Regions from separate parts of the Mus musculus genome. Here region 2 is linked to region 1. Evidence: chromatin loops called from intact Hi-C (ENCODE). Cell type or tissue: heart. All regions are shown on one strand.

Region 1 (8,000 bases):
TGTATCAAGCATGTGCAGTTCCATGTGCCCACATACTCCGCTCTAGGATGGCCTGTCTGGAGTTTGCTTACTGTTCTCCGGGCATTCCCTTTCACAGGCCCAGGTGATCAGCTGGGTATGGTAAAGGTCACCACATGCGGAGTTCAGAGAAAACCGTATAGCTGATAGCTCATTCAAGATACTTGACATTTTGCAAGGTTAAAATAACAAAACAGAACACACGAGAACTGACTGAAGACATCTGTATATAGTTATGGAAATACCAAATAATAATTAGTGGCTTTGCCAGCCAATGGCTTTTCAACAGAATTCTCTGGAATGTTGCTTTTTTTTTGACCTCTAAAAGTGCTATAATATGAATGAGTTATAATTACGATAGGTCTATTTAACAAATGTATGTGATCATTGTGCTTTTTAAACATATGCAGGATTTATAGGTTTTGGAAACATGTTCTTTTTTTTAAAAATCATTATAAATTTTTTTCAGAAATATTTTTGTCATGGGACTTTGTATTCTTTATGACACATCTATAATTTCCAGTTAATTTTTAATTGAAAAAACATGCCTTCGTTATTTAACCTTTAGCCCCAAACACATTTAGGATATTATAACCAATCCCATGCATTCAGAAGCAATTGTCCTCTTTCCTTGTTCTAGACCAGGGCAGCTTTAGTTTGTATCAATTAAAATTAATGTCAGGGTCCCCTGCAATGACAACTACAAAAGTATATTTGTGCCAAAATCCTCTCAGCATTATCTAAAGATGCATCAAGAAAGCTTAGGACAATGAGAACATAGACCTTAATATAGGCAGAAATCTGGGACTCTTTTAATCTGAGGAATGCATAGGACAGACATGCCTATAAAGACTGGCACTTGTTATTTAAGTGATCAGTGCTGAATAAACACCACTTACAATGTGCATATATTATCTGAGTTCTAATGTGTTTGCTATTTATGAATATATGGTGTATATTAATCCTTGGAAGTGAAAAGCTATATATCCCACAGTTACAATTTGTAAATACTGAACAGATAGATAACTTATCTATCTCGTATGTAATGGAATTTTGATTTAAGAAACCAAATACATAGTGAGCTATGATTTTTGAGGCATGAAGAAAACAACATAAATGTATTTCACATGATGTAAGCACACCACCCAATTTAAGCACCAGTTAAAATCTACTATCGTTATCCTTTCAAATTAAGAACTGCAGCAATGAAGCTGTATACTCACTGTACAGGAATGGAGAGAGCGAAATAGTTTAAATGACTTCAGTAAAGGTTATTCTTCCTCCAGCAGAAATGAGATTGATTTACTGTGTCCTCTCATTACTTTACGAAGATTTAGAAGAGAGCACTCTTCTAAGGGCAGCTCCTAAATGCATTTGGTTTAAAGCTCTCAGTGATGAATGCAAAGGAAAATGAAGGGGTATATGAAATAAAAGTGATCAATCATTTTATATTAGCTAGGAGAAATTCAAAATTAGAAAGGCAGTGGCTTTAGGCCGAGGGAGCTCTTTTAAACATTCCCCATAACCTTTTATATACATGGCCCTTTAAAAATAAATATTGTCACCAGGTACATTCTTCAGTTCCCGCGGATTGCTTAATAAAGATGTATCCTTTCAGCTTATGAAAAGTATTGATGTGCATTGTTCCATGCTATTTTCCCTTAGAAAAGAACTTTAATATAGCTTTCATAAATTAAAGTTAATAAATGTAAGATTATTGAATAGTTTTGACTGTCTTCAGACAACCTTCCCACAAAATGACGTTACAGAAGGGCTTTCACCGTAGCTGTTTCTCTTACACGCTCACACTGACATTTCAATGGAAACATAAAATGCTAAAGTACATCCATGTTGGCAAATGAAACCCGTGCTTTTATGCTTAGGTGCTTGTTACACAGTTATTAGTCATTGCATATCTGCAACCTCCTTTTAATAATGATTACTTCTGGTTAATGCCAGTTCCTAACTGCCTTGAAATATTAGTTTTTGTGATTTTTTTCCCCTTCTGATGTTGGAATTTCACCTATCATCTAAATACAATATCTCACTTGAATATAAAAAAATAAAGTCACTTAATTACGTAAAGTGTTTCAGGAAGGTTTGTGTAAAGAAGTTGCTAGCTTAGCACTAACAATAACCCTCCCTGTGGAGAGTAAGCCTCAGCTCATATAACTGATCAGGACGTGCCTTGATGGGATGTCACTGCCTTGGGCATTGAGGCCTGGCGCTGGCCTGTCTTTGGGATCATTAACTGGCTTACTGTATTTGCCAGTGATGTAGGAGAAATCTCCAAACCAGAACTGTTTCACCTAGAGCTTCTTTCTGCTATAACTTTTGTGTTGGAAGATGGTGTGGTGGCTTGAAGAACTCTGAGGTCCTGCTTTAGCAAACTGGGCTCTGCTCTCTGCTGCCAAACACTTTGTCTTGGTTCGGAACACTTTCAGAATGTTGAACACACCTTCTCTGACTTCCCTGTGTAGAAGTCCTGCTTCCTGCCTCGCAAGCACTCTGTGCACACTCCTTCCTGTCAACAGTGACTGAACTCTGTATCCCAAATTTTATCTTCGTGAGGAAATGGGAACCCTCTAGCAGAATGTTAGAGTTGGCTTAGAAGGTATAGACATTATTTTATAATTCAGGTTAACAATGTTAATATAAATGGATATTATGAGAAAATTCAGTTAAATTAATACCAGGTCCTTATATGCTAAGCTTCATAATTTGCTTACTATAATAGGAACTTTATTAATTTAAAATAATCTAGCTTATTCATCATCAATTACAGTTCAGTAGAAGGCTGCTTTCACAGCAGAAACCTTAGTAATACACACCAATGACACCATGACAGTTTGACAAGATTTGTTGTAGATTGAAATTAAAAGCTTGTAGCTAAAACACTTCCTGTGAGCCATAAGAGACCCCACCACACAGTTATACGAGGCCACACCAGTCTAACCAGCCATTGAATACCTCACTGGAGATCATAGGCAGACGAAATAGGGAGCTGCCTTTGCCTTCCTTAAATAAGACAATTAAGTCAAGGAAGCTCCTAACTGTAAAAACATAGGGCTTGGTCTCAGTCTCAATAGGATGTCCTGGCTGCCTGTGCTATCTGTGACTAGAGGTACTGGCCGAGTGCCTAGTCACTGTGGGTTTTATTGGTGCTTGAGCTTCAACATTACATCTCCTGTGTGACCATGTAACGCTGTTATTGCAAGTTCAGTTATCGACTAGTTACGCTGAAGCTGAAATGGTTTCAACACTTTTCTGGGCAGAATTTGGAAGTACTTTTCATTACACTAAAGATTTCTGTTACACAAAATAGCTTTTAAAGAAATTGCCTCTGTAGGATTTCTTTCTTTCTTTCTTTCTTTTTTTTTTTTAACTAAAACATGAAGTGAAATCCTCTTATAATATTTGTCCTGGCAAATGACAAAGCCAAAGCTTGGAACATTAAAAAACCAGCATTGAAAAGTCAGTCATTAGAAGCAAGCAATTGGAAAAGGACACAAGTGGACTATCAACAGGCTTCTCTGTAGAGCCCGGAAGCAGGCTATCAACACTCAGGCCATTCTTATTGTGGCTGTTATCATAATTGACAGCATGACGCAAAAGCCTATCACATGACTTCTGGGTAGGTATGTAAATGGTAAGAGGTCACTTTTCACATATGCCTGATGAAAAGGGAACAGAGTTAAAGGAAGTTTTAGTCAGTCTAATGGCTATGCAAATGTTTAGCTTTAGGGCTAGTTTAGAAATTGAAAAAAAAAAATCTTCCTTCAACTGGCTGTCTTTTATTATTCATTCCTTTACTGACTTTTCCTAGTCACCAAAGACAAGACTCTATATATACCATTTTAATTAATGACAAAATAAAATTATGTTTAATGCAGCCTTAAATTTCAATCAGCAAAAACACTGGAAAAAAAGGCTCTTAGTGGGAAAATTCTAAAGATGATATTTACAAACAATTTGAGCTGCACATGAAGCTCAGGATAGGCAAGAGAGAGTGACAGCATGGTGGGGTGGGGACATAACAGGCATGTTGGGGTGGGACAGTGACAGACATGGTGGGGTGGGACAGTGACAGACATGGTGGGGTGGGGCAGTGACAAACATGGTGGGGTGGGGACATGACAGGCATGTTGGGGTGGGACAGTGACAGGCATGGTGGGGTGGAGACATGACAGGCATGGTGGGGTGGGACAGTGACAGACATGGTGGGGAGGGGACATTACAGACATGATAGGGTGGGACATGACAGGCATGGTGGGGTGGGACAGCAGCAGGCCAGGTAGGGTGTGGTAAGAACCCAGGTTTAAAGTCAGGACTTTGGCTGTTGCCCTCTGACTTTGAACAAGCCTTCAGAAGGAAAAGGAACACATCCCTCTAGCATTGCTAGATACCTTAAATCTTACAGGCCTGAGTAGTTTCCATTGAAAGAAAGAATCCTTTATTTTCCAACTCTTGAACATATGACTTACAGTCAGTGATTTTCGTGGACTATTTATACCCATTTAACTTTATTCTGTGAAGTATCAAGAACCTTGGCTTCAGATATTGACACTGTGACTTGCAGGTACCAGGGTGGTCTTGATTTTTCTTCTTCACAGTTTCCTTGCAGTCATTTTTCTTGTTCATTAAAGGTCCACAGCATCCATCCACAGTTCCTTCCAGTTGCTCCATAGCAAGTAGTTAATAGTAACAGAGGAAAATGTTGCCCATCCAGTCCATGAGTGGACACGGACACTCAAATGGCGGTCCTTTTTGTACTCTTCCATTGCTCCCCTCCCCCAACCTGTTGCCCTGATCATTTTTCTTACTTTTTTTGTTCCCCCAAGTTGCTATGTGTTTAATAACCAAAGTCCCTACAAATAATAATAAAGGGCTTTCACCTGAGTATACAGACTTGAATTTAAGGCCATGTTGATTCTCTGTGGCTATGCGCAACTTAGCATACTGAGAGTATAGTACCTAGGTATTTCCACTTAGGAGTTTCTGCTTAGGCACATTTCTCATTTTAATCAATTAAAATCCTCACCTGGCTCTGGACTCACTGTGTGATAACAGATGACCTAGAACTTCTGGTTCTCCTGCTTCCTCCTCTCAAGTGCTAGAAGTAAAAGCAGGCACCACCATCCTTGGTTTTATATGGTGCTGAGGACGAGGGGCCAAACCTAGGGCTTTGTGTATCCTGAGCAAGTACTCTCTTGACAGCTACATCCCAGCCTCCTTGTGCAGATATTTGAAAGAAACCAGATGGTTTCCTTCCTATCTTTTTTTTTTTTTTTTTTTTTTTTTGACACAATCACATCCGAATTGTGGCAGGCACAAAGTTTCCCTTCAGAAGGAGGAACTCCTGTCTGAGAACATATGTAGGGATGTCTTCATCCTTACTCCTTTCTTACTTTTTTTTTGACCCCTATCTCTGTACCCATCATTTTATGGGGGTGGTTCTGTTTCTTTCATTTCTTGTTTCTTTTTTGGAATACTGGGGACAATGGATTTAACATCTTGGCTTTATAGACAGTCTTCTTTTGTTTTGGTAGGTACATATAAATTAAATAAGTAAAACAGCATGTGGCTATGTATTCTGTACAGATGTGCGTATTATTAAGTCTGACTTTTCCAGTGTAAGAAGAATTGGAACCAGCCCCTCCCCTACACAGTCACATGGTACTAACAGACTGAGGTTCTAAGCTCTGTTGCTCATGGTCTTTTAGGCTTAACTGCTATGGGATAGGAGATCACCTCTTATATTGTAAAGTGAAATACTTAGAAAACTCACACTTATAGATGTTTTGAACTTATGAAAATGTAATTGAGATGGAAGATATATGTTTCTGTACCAGTTGTAATTCAATTTTAAAGTTTGATTAGAAATAATTGACAGTTGAATTTTCTAGCACTGAGCCTTTCTCAGAAGAATGACTAGGCCAGTGGATCCCAGCTTTCCTAATGTTTTAATACAGTATTCATGTATGGGAATCCACAACCATAAAACTACTTCATTGCTACTCCAACTGAAATTCTGCTACTGTTATGAATATAGCATAAATATATGATATGCAGGATATTTTGATGCCCAAAGAGATTGCGACCTACATGTTGAAAACCACTGAGCTAGACTGTCACTACTCTAAATTTCAAAACAGTTATTGCTTATTATTTAAAATCTCTTTAAAGCTTAAGGAGAAAATTAGGGTTTGCATCTTTAATCATCATAATAAAATATTTCACATGTTGTCCTAAAGAAGCTTAAATACATTTAGTTTGAGTCTTTCAGTATTAAAAATTTGTCCTGAATTTGCTTGGTGCAAGTGTCTTGGTTAAGCAAGATGCTTACGAACCTGATTTTTTAGACATGCCTGTCAGAGAAATCTTTGGTGAATAATAGGTGATTTTTATTTTAGTTATTTAACTGTTTCCCTTTCCTACACTCCTTAGATTTTTTGCTTTATTGGGTAGTTTATTAGTTGAAAGATTGTTAATAGAAAAGATAATAATTTTAAAAGGAGTGAGAAAGAAATGTTATTGCTTAAGTAATAACTTGGTTCAAAAGGGTGATAATATATAAGCTGGCACAAATATTTGTCTCCTCAGACACCTCAGAAGTGTACACACTGCTGGTCCATAATATAGACAAAGACATCCAAATTCTATTTTGTAATTTATTAATGAATGAAAGTTTATTCGATATTAATTAGTATCTTGCCAACTTCTTTGGCATTAAATTATTTTTAAATATAATCTTTGGTCATTTTGTATATATGTAAACATTTTTCCTGTTTTAGAGGAAATATAGCTTTAAAACATTTAAGTGTGTGCATGCATATATACATAAATGATAAATGGAAATGACGAGTTTGGTTTAGCATCTTTGAAAGAATATGTAGGAAAGAAAGGCAAAACTAACTAAATAAATAAATGAAAATGTTGATTTTAAATGTTCAGGATGAGGCTAGAGATTGCCCACTTGAAATTTTTAGAAGTGGTTATAGAAAAAAGCAATCTGCATGTAACTAGCCGATTTACATAAGTGTCCTTCCGGAAAGATGGTAGTCTCTCAGCCTTTTCTCAGATAGCCTGTGAGTGGCACTTAGAATCTTCAGGTTTTGTGTGGAATTGTCAACTTTCAGAGAAAGCAGAGTTCCCTAGACACTAGCCTGTTGGCAGTCATTAGCAGCATTGGATGTGGTGTTTGCCTAAACATACATCCTATTTCTTGAAATGCTAACCTACCCCACACGGGCATTCACTGGTGAGTGGATCAGCAAGGGTCTCCTGGCTTGAACTCATAGGGGCCATGCTCTTCTCTTTCAAGGTTTCTATTTTGAAATGTGCCCCACTTATTTCTGAAGATAAACAGCATGGCCCAGCACATTGAATTCCTCTTGAGGAGGTCCACTCAGAGAAGTTAAAAAACCAATGAGTCATGAAACAACCCAAACCCTGCACTACTGGATAGGCCTGTAATCCTCATCCTCGGAAGGTTGGGGACATGTTCAAGGCCAGTCTGAGCTACATAGCGAGATTCTGTGTGTCCACTCCCCCAAGAAGTGTCCCCTCAAAAGCAAGTCTCACAAAGTTGCTTCCCATACACTATAGACTAAACAACTTTCCTCCTTTGAAACAGCAGAAACATGTCATCTCTTTAAAAATGACTAAGTATCTATTTTCCCCTTTGTACAAATTATGGCCTGCTTCTGGAATACCTACTTTTCATTGTATTTCTTTTCTGTTGTGACTTCTTTATAGCATTGAGCTGAGCAGACCCCACCCACCCGGCTCTCTGTACATCTTCCTCTGTCTGCCTGAGCAGACTTTTTCCAGTTCTTTATAAAACTATTTTTACTTTAAATAGCAAAGTAGTTTAAAGGCCCCTTCAGAATTGTAGATTGCATTTTCAGAACAAGAACTATCGTCCTGAAACCTCGGGCTCTATCTTAGGCTGTGCAGAAACTGTAGTCTGACAGGGAGTC
Region 2 (8,000 bases), 84 kb before region 1:
GCGAGTGCGTGTGCGCATGCGTGTGTGTGTGTGTGTGTGTGTGTGTGTGTGTGTGTGTGTGTGTGTGTGTAATTATGTGTATGAGCCACAGGCATGCGTAATACCTGTGGAGGTCAGAAGACCATTGGATCCCCTGGTTCTGGGGTTGTGCACGGTTGTGAGCCACCATGGGGAAGCAAACCTGAGTCCTCTGCAAGAGCAGCCAGTGCCCTTGGCCACTTCCCCACCCCTGGTTATGATTGTTTTTTAAGGTAGCGTTTTTTTTTTTTTTTGTTTTTCTTTTTCTTAATGGTGGGTGTAGTAATAGGAAACCAGTTTTTATGGTGTTTTCTCTTAGGACTTTTTAAGAGTCTTTCATTTAGTCTTTCTCCAGGTCCTAGACCACATGATCGTGTTTTAACTTGAGATAATTACTAATTTGATTCTCTAACCTCCCAACTAGCCCATAGATTCTTCCCCACTGAAGATGGTAGAGGGCAGTGAGTGTTAAGCTACTCTTCGCACATCCTGTCTCACTAGTACAGCTTCCGTGCAGCTCTCTCATTGGCCGTCTCGTTGATTCGTCACCTTTACCCGTGATGCTTTGCAGACGGAAACCAGCACTTGTGGTCTGTTGCTTGTGGTCCCAACGATGTGTTAGTAGCTGAAAACAGTGAACAGATGGGAAGTTCTGATGTGCTTTGGATCTCTTTGGGGATAATGTCAATTTATTTTTAAAATATATGAAGTCTACTTATTTTTAACCTTATAATTTGTTTTTCAGAGACAGGGTCTTACTATGTAACTGGCCCAACAAACTATGTAGACCAGGCTGGCCTCATACAGGAATCTATCTGCTCTGCTTCTGGAGTGCTAGGGCTAAAGGTGTATGCTACCACACCCAGCCTTACTTACAAGCTTTAAGCCAAACCATTTATTTTTCCCAAGTGACTAGCTTTAATAACTATGGAAAGGAATGATATATGGAAGGAACATTGTTGGTTTTCAATTCTCTAAAAATAAACAAATGGCCAAATGCATTAGATGTATTTCTGTCTGTTGCTGAGGACTGAACCCATGGCTTCATGCATGCTACCCAGTCGGTGTAGCTCTAAGCAGTTCTCCAGCCCCAGCATCTCACTACTGGGTGTTAATTGTTTGTGTAAGCTGGTAGGTAGCTCATTATTATCTTTCTTTTAAATTGTTTTGTCTTTCCTAAGGGAATGGATGCTTTTCATCCCATTTCTCCATGGATAGGATATTTAAGATAACGCCCTTTCTGCAATGTAAACAGATGCCCCAGACTGTAAAAGATATGTTAGGATATGGTCAGTGACAACTATGGAGGGAAACGGCACATGTACAACCAGCCCTAACACAGTGTTAAAGCCTTATATTAGAATGGGAGGGAAGTGATGTGGACCCTGCAGGGTGGTCTCATTAGGTGGATGCAAAAAGAGGGCCAGGAAGAATATACCAGATGAAGGGAATCAAGCACTTTAAAGATGAAATTGGAGTTTGTCTGACGTCAGAGTAAGGACATTTCAGTAATGAAAGCCATATGGGTACAGAGCATGGAGACCTGCAATTAGCAAAACAAGGGGGAGGAGCCTTAGAAGGTAAGAGCTGGGCCAACACCTGGAAGTAGGGCTTTGAGGTGAGGGGTTTCCAGCAAGTCTTTCTGGTTCATCTGGTTCGCTGAAATGGGAGAGAGTGGGCAAAAGGTCCTGCTGGAATAAGGACAATAAGGACTTTGTCATTCAAATGAGAGCAGGGTTAGCTATAGAGGATTGGGAATCGCAGACAATGAGTAGTAGAATTTAGCAAAGTGGAGCTGGTTGAGTTTGCCCTGGGGTTACAGGCAGGAAGGAACCAGGAGGTGGGCCTCATGGAAGGATTTTCTTAGGCAGTGATAGTACCAAAGGGTCCCACAGTAGAGAAAGAGCCATCCACTTTAGAGAGAGGCACCACAAAACTTCTCTTACATAGACAATGGAACTGGTCCCCAAAGACAAAAGGATGGACCTTTGATGGTTCCAGATATATGGAGTCTGAAGTCAGTTAGGACACCCTGTGGCTGATGGGACAAGCGGTGGTGGTGGTCAGGCATCCCTGGGCTCTGATGCCGGGTGGAAGATTAATTTTGATCCTTCCTTATGAGGTGGAGCTCAGGTAGTGTTTGAATATTCCCTTTTTATTTTGCTTCTCAGTGTTACTTCAGAACAGCGTCAAGCATACTAGGTCCTCATTTATTTTTTTATATTAACTTTTTTTTTTTGAGGGAGAAAATTCTTCAAGGATGAAAGTTCTGTGGGATGTTTCTTTTTCCAGTTTGAGAGAGAGAGAGAGAGAGAGAGAGAGAGAGAGAGAGAGAGAGGTGTTTGCAATATCTTTTCAATTTAATTTTATTATTTGCTGTTGTGTTTAAAGAAGCAGAAGCTACTCTGAAATTTAGGTGTGAATTTTGGAGAAGACATGAACAGTTTCATAAAAAAATGAAACAAAATGTGCCCAACCACTGAGTGCACCCCGGGGAGTAAACCCTGCCCTCAGGTCCCTGATTCACCCTGTTAGTAGCAGCCAGTGAGGCTCAGTTTACTGGCACAGCCTCCTCTGCCCTTCCTCTCCGTGTGAGTCCCAACCTTAGCAGGCAAAGGCTCAGAAGCCTTGGGATGAAGCTACATCATCCCACAGTTGAGCCAGCTAATGCCTAAGTACAAACAGTAGCCGGCAGTAAGTGGGTGTGGCCCTGCAGCTTCCTGGAGTGTCTTACAGGGGTTTGTCTTTGTTTGTAGATGTCTGGGTCCTGCAAATGGACTCCCGTCTTTGTTCAGTATGCAACTTTGACTACGTAATTTTCTTTGAGTTAAAAAAATAAACCAGTGGAAGGCTTGCTAGTTAAAGATCACACACACACACACACACACACACACACACACACACAGCCTTCAGAAGCAAATGTTTGTGGGCATAACCAGACTCCACAACATTTTTTTCTTTAAACTCTCTTTAGCCCTTGTCATCTTAAGATGTGCCTTATGCCTTACCACTTCCCTGGGAAATACGACTCACAGGAGCAAATTACGTTTCTGAGAGAGTCCAGGAGGATCCTAGTTAAGTAGATTAGGGTCTGGCATTCCTTTTAGCTTCATCAGTCATTTACAGCAGAGGATGGACACTGTAGCCGTCTGCGACTTGCCAATTAGCTGGGCTTTCCCCGCTGTTTCTGGTTTGGCAGGGATGAGGTGGTTCACCCTGCTGCACTGCTGCCTGCCAAGGACACATGGCCAGCTCCCTGCTTCCTGTCTTCCTCTTTGTGTCCTGGCCTTGCCTTCCAGACAGCTGCCAGGTTATGGTTGCCAAAAACCTTCCTTCCTTCAGAAAGGTCAAGTAACCTCAAATCACCTTTGCCAATATTTGTGTTTTCTTTTTAATCCTTCTGTGCTCAAGTTGGAGAAAACTGTAGCACTGAGTGGAACTTAGGGTCACCTCGGATCTCTTGGATCTGAACCTGAAGCATCCCTGAGCCAGTCCGGATGGTGCTTCTAGTACAGTTCTGTTCACAGCTCTGTGAAGTGCGATCGAGTTCAGGAGGGTTCAGTGTGGATCTGAGTGCTGCTGCTTTTTAGGATTCTCAGTTCACTTGTGATCTTTGGCCAAAGCCTGATGCATTGCATGGCAGGAAGAGAAGAATGTGGAGATAGGTTTTGGCTAAAGGCTTACTTTTTTTTTTTTCTTCAAAGAACTTGATAGTTGCAAACCTGTCTTTGCTTTCCTGTTTGGTGTCTGTGAATAAGAGTTAGCAGCCTGTCCATGGCCTGGGGACAGCGAGTGAATTAGCAGGAGCTTGCAGGATGGAAGTACCACTTCCTTGGCCCTGGCATGGCTGTAGGAAACACAGTCGCTGGGACTGAGGTTCAAGATCAGTGTGAATAAGTGTTTTGAATGACACTCACCACTCACCAAATGCATGCACTGAACAGGCCATGGTTACAGAATGGGACAAGCAAGATTTCTTGTTCCTGGGCAGCATATGGTCACATATAGACCTGTCCTCTCTAGTTCATCTCTTCGAATTACTTCATGCTCATCTTTCATCAAAGGACACGGCCACTAGTAGATAACACTTTTTAGAAGATTGAAGGTCTAGAACATTAATAATGAGATATTACCTTTAAGTAATTTTCTGCTTTAAGGTCTATGTTTTTATGAAGTGTTTTCTATGACACATGGGAACCACCACAACCATTGTCTATATTCTGATGTCCATTTTAGATGGGAAATTTTATGTCTCTTTCATTGTTTCTTCCTTCCTTCCTTCCTTTCTTCCTTTCTTCCTTCCTTCCTCTCTCTCTCTCTTTCTCTCTCTCTCTCTCTCTCTCTCTCTCTCTCTCTCTCTCTCTCTTTCTTTCTTTCTTTCTTTCTTTCTTCCTTTCTGTACTAGAGATTGAATTTGGGGCTTACTGCATGCTAGGAGAGTGCTCTACCACTGAGCTCTGCCAGCGCCTCTAATACTTTATAAGGCAAAGAGAGCTACCTACTGATTCTTATGGTGTTTGCTGACTGACAGAGGGGAGGGCTGTGTCCTGCCCAAAGACTCAGAGAAAGTTCAGCATGGTCCTGAGATTTTTTTTTTTCTTCCTGGCATTTCATGTAAAATTGGACACGTGATCTTTCTCCTAAGCGCAAGCCTAAGGTTCTAGTATGTGTTTTGGACTTGCAGTGAGAGTAACTTAGCATAAGCCACCTCTTTGTCTTGCATTGCAGTAGCCTTTGCAGAGTTGGGCCCAGGTCACCCTTGCAGTTTTACAATTTCTTTTCTTGACATCTAAACTCTGCTAAAAAGTTGCAGCCTCAGGGACACCTGCCTTTCTGATGTAACTAACAAACACTGCTAACTTAGAACACATGTTCTTCAGAGTTCACCTATAGCCTTGAGTCCCGCATTTGCAAGCTCAGCATCTTTCATTGAAGACAGCCTAATTTTCTTAAATTCCCTATTTTGCCTCTCCTTGAACTATTGTCTTTTGTAACAGTAATAAGGAAATGTGGTTATGGGTTTAATTGCCACGAGGCAATTGTCCCCTAGAGGACTCAGTAGAATTTTCCACTCTATATCTGAGGGCTGGGCTCCATCAAGATGATCATTCATAAATAACTCAATTAGAGTAATAACAACAATGCATTTATTTTTATGACAACTTTGCCTCGGAGAGGTCCTATCAAGTCATTGTTCTAATACCCCACTAGAATGGGATAAATATACATTTCGAAAGTTTTTCTATAGCTCCTTTGAAGTAGAGAAGTGAGGCAGAAAGTGTCCTTGATGTCCCTGAGGTCACAACGTTTCTAGGGCCAGGACAAGGAAGAATGCAGGTGAGGTCTCATGTCACTGCAGGGTCTCAAGCCAGACAGGAAAGGAGCAAGGCCCAGCATCCTCTTAGAATTGCAGATGATGCTGGAGAAGGTGCTTGCAAAGCCCCAAAGGCCTTGTTGCTGTCTTCATCCCCTCCTACAAGAGAGCTCTGTGTGGTTGTCTAGCTGGCCCTTAATCTGGAGAAAGGGTTTTGCACATTTTCTGATTGACTAGATCCAAGCTACCTGTTGTGTTCTTCAGTAATATAGGACTAATTGAAAGTTTACATTTGTATTTCTCAATTTTAAAACCTCCTATGAGATTGATAACCAAGTTTGAGCAGATTAGGAAGTCAAAGATTCATTCTCAATGCTCTGCTTAAACTGCAAGCCAAAAGCTTACCCAACTAGTGGGTTGCCTGCTTGTTTGTATGCTTTTTTTTTTCCTTGCAGTTTTACTGTAGACTCTATAGTTGCAGAATGAATATAATGAATTTTGGGCTGATTTTTATGTTTTAGTGGAACTAGGAAAATGGGGAGTAAAATTACCTTTAAGTTCCCCGTTGGATTTGAAGCAACTCTAGTGGCTGACCTCCCTGGGGAGTAGACACAATTAACTACAGCATCTTAACACTATTGTTTGTTTTATTATGGTTAAAGATAACGGATCTTTATGCTCTTGGTTCAAGTATCTAGTGTCCATAGAGGCTTGGGTATGATATTGGTCCCCAGCAAAGGAAACCTCTTCCAAATATAGAAGTTCCAAGTCCACAGGGGCTCTGCTTTTTGACTTCTAACGGGAAACAATGTGAACTTAGGTAAAGTATACACACATGTTTTTTTAAAAAAATATTTAATTGTAGTTTCAAAATTCTTGGGTGAGTTTCTACTTTTCATTTTGTCCTAAGCAAAAGAGCGACATTGCACTTAGATATGTCCCTGGAAGCCTTCTGGGAGGAATAATGACCTTGAGACAACCTCATCACCTCTTGTTGTGCCTTAACCCTAATGAATGTTCAGCCAAAAACTAATCCAGGTAAACAGAGAGGAAAAAGTCAATCAATGCAAGCCTGTTTGTGAAATAGCAGAGGGGAACCGCCCATCCTTTAACTGAGCTGTTAGCCTTGCCCCTGGGCCAAGGGAATACTGACTGCCCTGTAACTATCTCACTTGCATAAACAGGGGAATGAGAAAAGCAAGAAGTAGATGCTGTTGCCAAATGTTCTCCAAGGCCATTTTCTGTCTGCTGAGACTCTACTCCCATTTTCTTTTTTTTTTTCAATAAATATATTTTCCTTAAATTTATAAGTTTTGCCATACAATGCAGGGACTGATTAAAATAATTCTCAGAATCAAATTTAAAATAGCTTAATGAACATAGTGTTTCTTTAAAAATACTTATTTTACTTTGTGCTTATGCGTTCATTTGTGTCTGGTGCTGGTGAGGGTCTGTGCACAAATGAGTGCAGGCACTGACAGAGTCAGAGAGAGAGAACTAGCTTGCCTGGGGCTGACAAGGGATTGTGGATCAGCTGATGTGGGTGCTGAGATGCTAACTTGGGTCCTGTGCAAAAGTAGCAAATGTTCTTAGTTGCTGAGCTGTGTCTCCAGCTCCTAATAAACATGAGTTTTCAATGGATAAAATCTCCACATGCTGTTCAAAGGTAACTGACAAACACATAACAAACTCGCGTGATAGTGGACAAATGAGACATTGTCTTATTAGGTTTCTGTTGTTGTGATAAAACACTATGAGTGAAAGCCACTTGGAGAGGAAAGGGTTTATGTCCCCTTACTTCCAAATAACGTCCATCACTGAGAGAATTCAGGTCAGGAACCCAAGCCAGGTACCCAGAGGCAGGAGCTGGGCCAGATGCCATAGAGGAGTGTTGCTTGCTCAGCCTGCTTTCTTAATAATGCCCAGGACTGCCAATCCAAGAGTGGCACTACCCACTATGGGCTGGTCCCTCCCAAATCAATCATAAAGAAAAAAAAAACAAACCAAAAAACCAACCAACCAAAAAATAAATAAATAAATAAATAAATAAAAACCGCCCTGCACTGTGGGTTTGCCTACAGGCCAGTCTGGTTGGGACATTTTCTCAGTTGAGATTCCCTCTTCCCAAAGCCATGTCTTTTGTCAAGTTGACCCCCCCCCCAAAAAAAAAAAAACAAAACAAAACAACAACAACAACAAAAAAAAAAAAACCAAAAAAAACTAATCCAGACAGACATAAAAAGAAAACTTGGTTATGGTGAGAGTGTCAAATGACTCAGTGAAGTATAAGGACATGAAAATGCAGCTGCATAGCATTATATAAAAATCCATCAAGCTCCTAATTTTTCCAGCTCAAAGACATACAGCCTTGTGTGGGGGGAACAGCATTCAAGAAAGAAGACTTTGTTACACTGGAGAGAAAGCTTGTATCCTGGTAAAGAGAAGAAAGAATAAGTGGAAATTGATGGTTGGAGCTATCAAAAGATGTCCTAGAAGACTGTCTTTTGAGCTTGATTTTGAAAACTTAATTATGTTATTATCGTTATATATCAATATGTAGCAAGAAAGGCCTTGGTGTATAAGAATCATGCTTAGGGTGGAATGGGGGCAGTCATTCCTTTCCTTTCCTTTCCTTTCCTTTCCTTTCCTTTCCTTTCCTTTCCTTTCC

What was found. Peaks named below come from ENCODE experiments on the same cell type or tissue, not always from the same donor. Only the 100,000 strongest peaks of a DNase experiment are listed, where the experiment ranks them.
Region 2: a loop joins it to region 1, with 2.3 times the contacts of the local background. A loop is called at or near these places in 2 of 42 quality-filtered maps.

Annotation. Positions count from the first base shown.
Region 1 is chr4:82,311,516-82,319,515 of GRCm38, reverse strand. The region is part of intron 10 of Nfib (nuclear factor I/B); the gene reads left to right. Among named protein-coding and RNA genes, the nearest start is that of Nfib, 190 kb to the left of the region's middle. In heart, no CTCF peak of the experiment used is centred here; a DNase peak (open chromatin) is centred at 3,125; H3K27ac peaks cover 2,134 bases.
Region 2 is chr4:82,395,416-82,403,415 of GRCm38, reverse strand. The region is part of intron 2 of Nfib (nuclear factor I/B); the gene reads left to right. Among named protein-coding and RNA genes, the nearest start is that of Nfib, 110 kb to the left of the region's middle. In heart, no CTCF peak of the experiment used is centred here; DNase peaks (open chromatin) are centred at 2,695, 3,245 and 6,445; H3K27ac peaks cover 1,683 bases.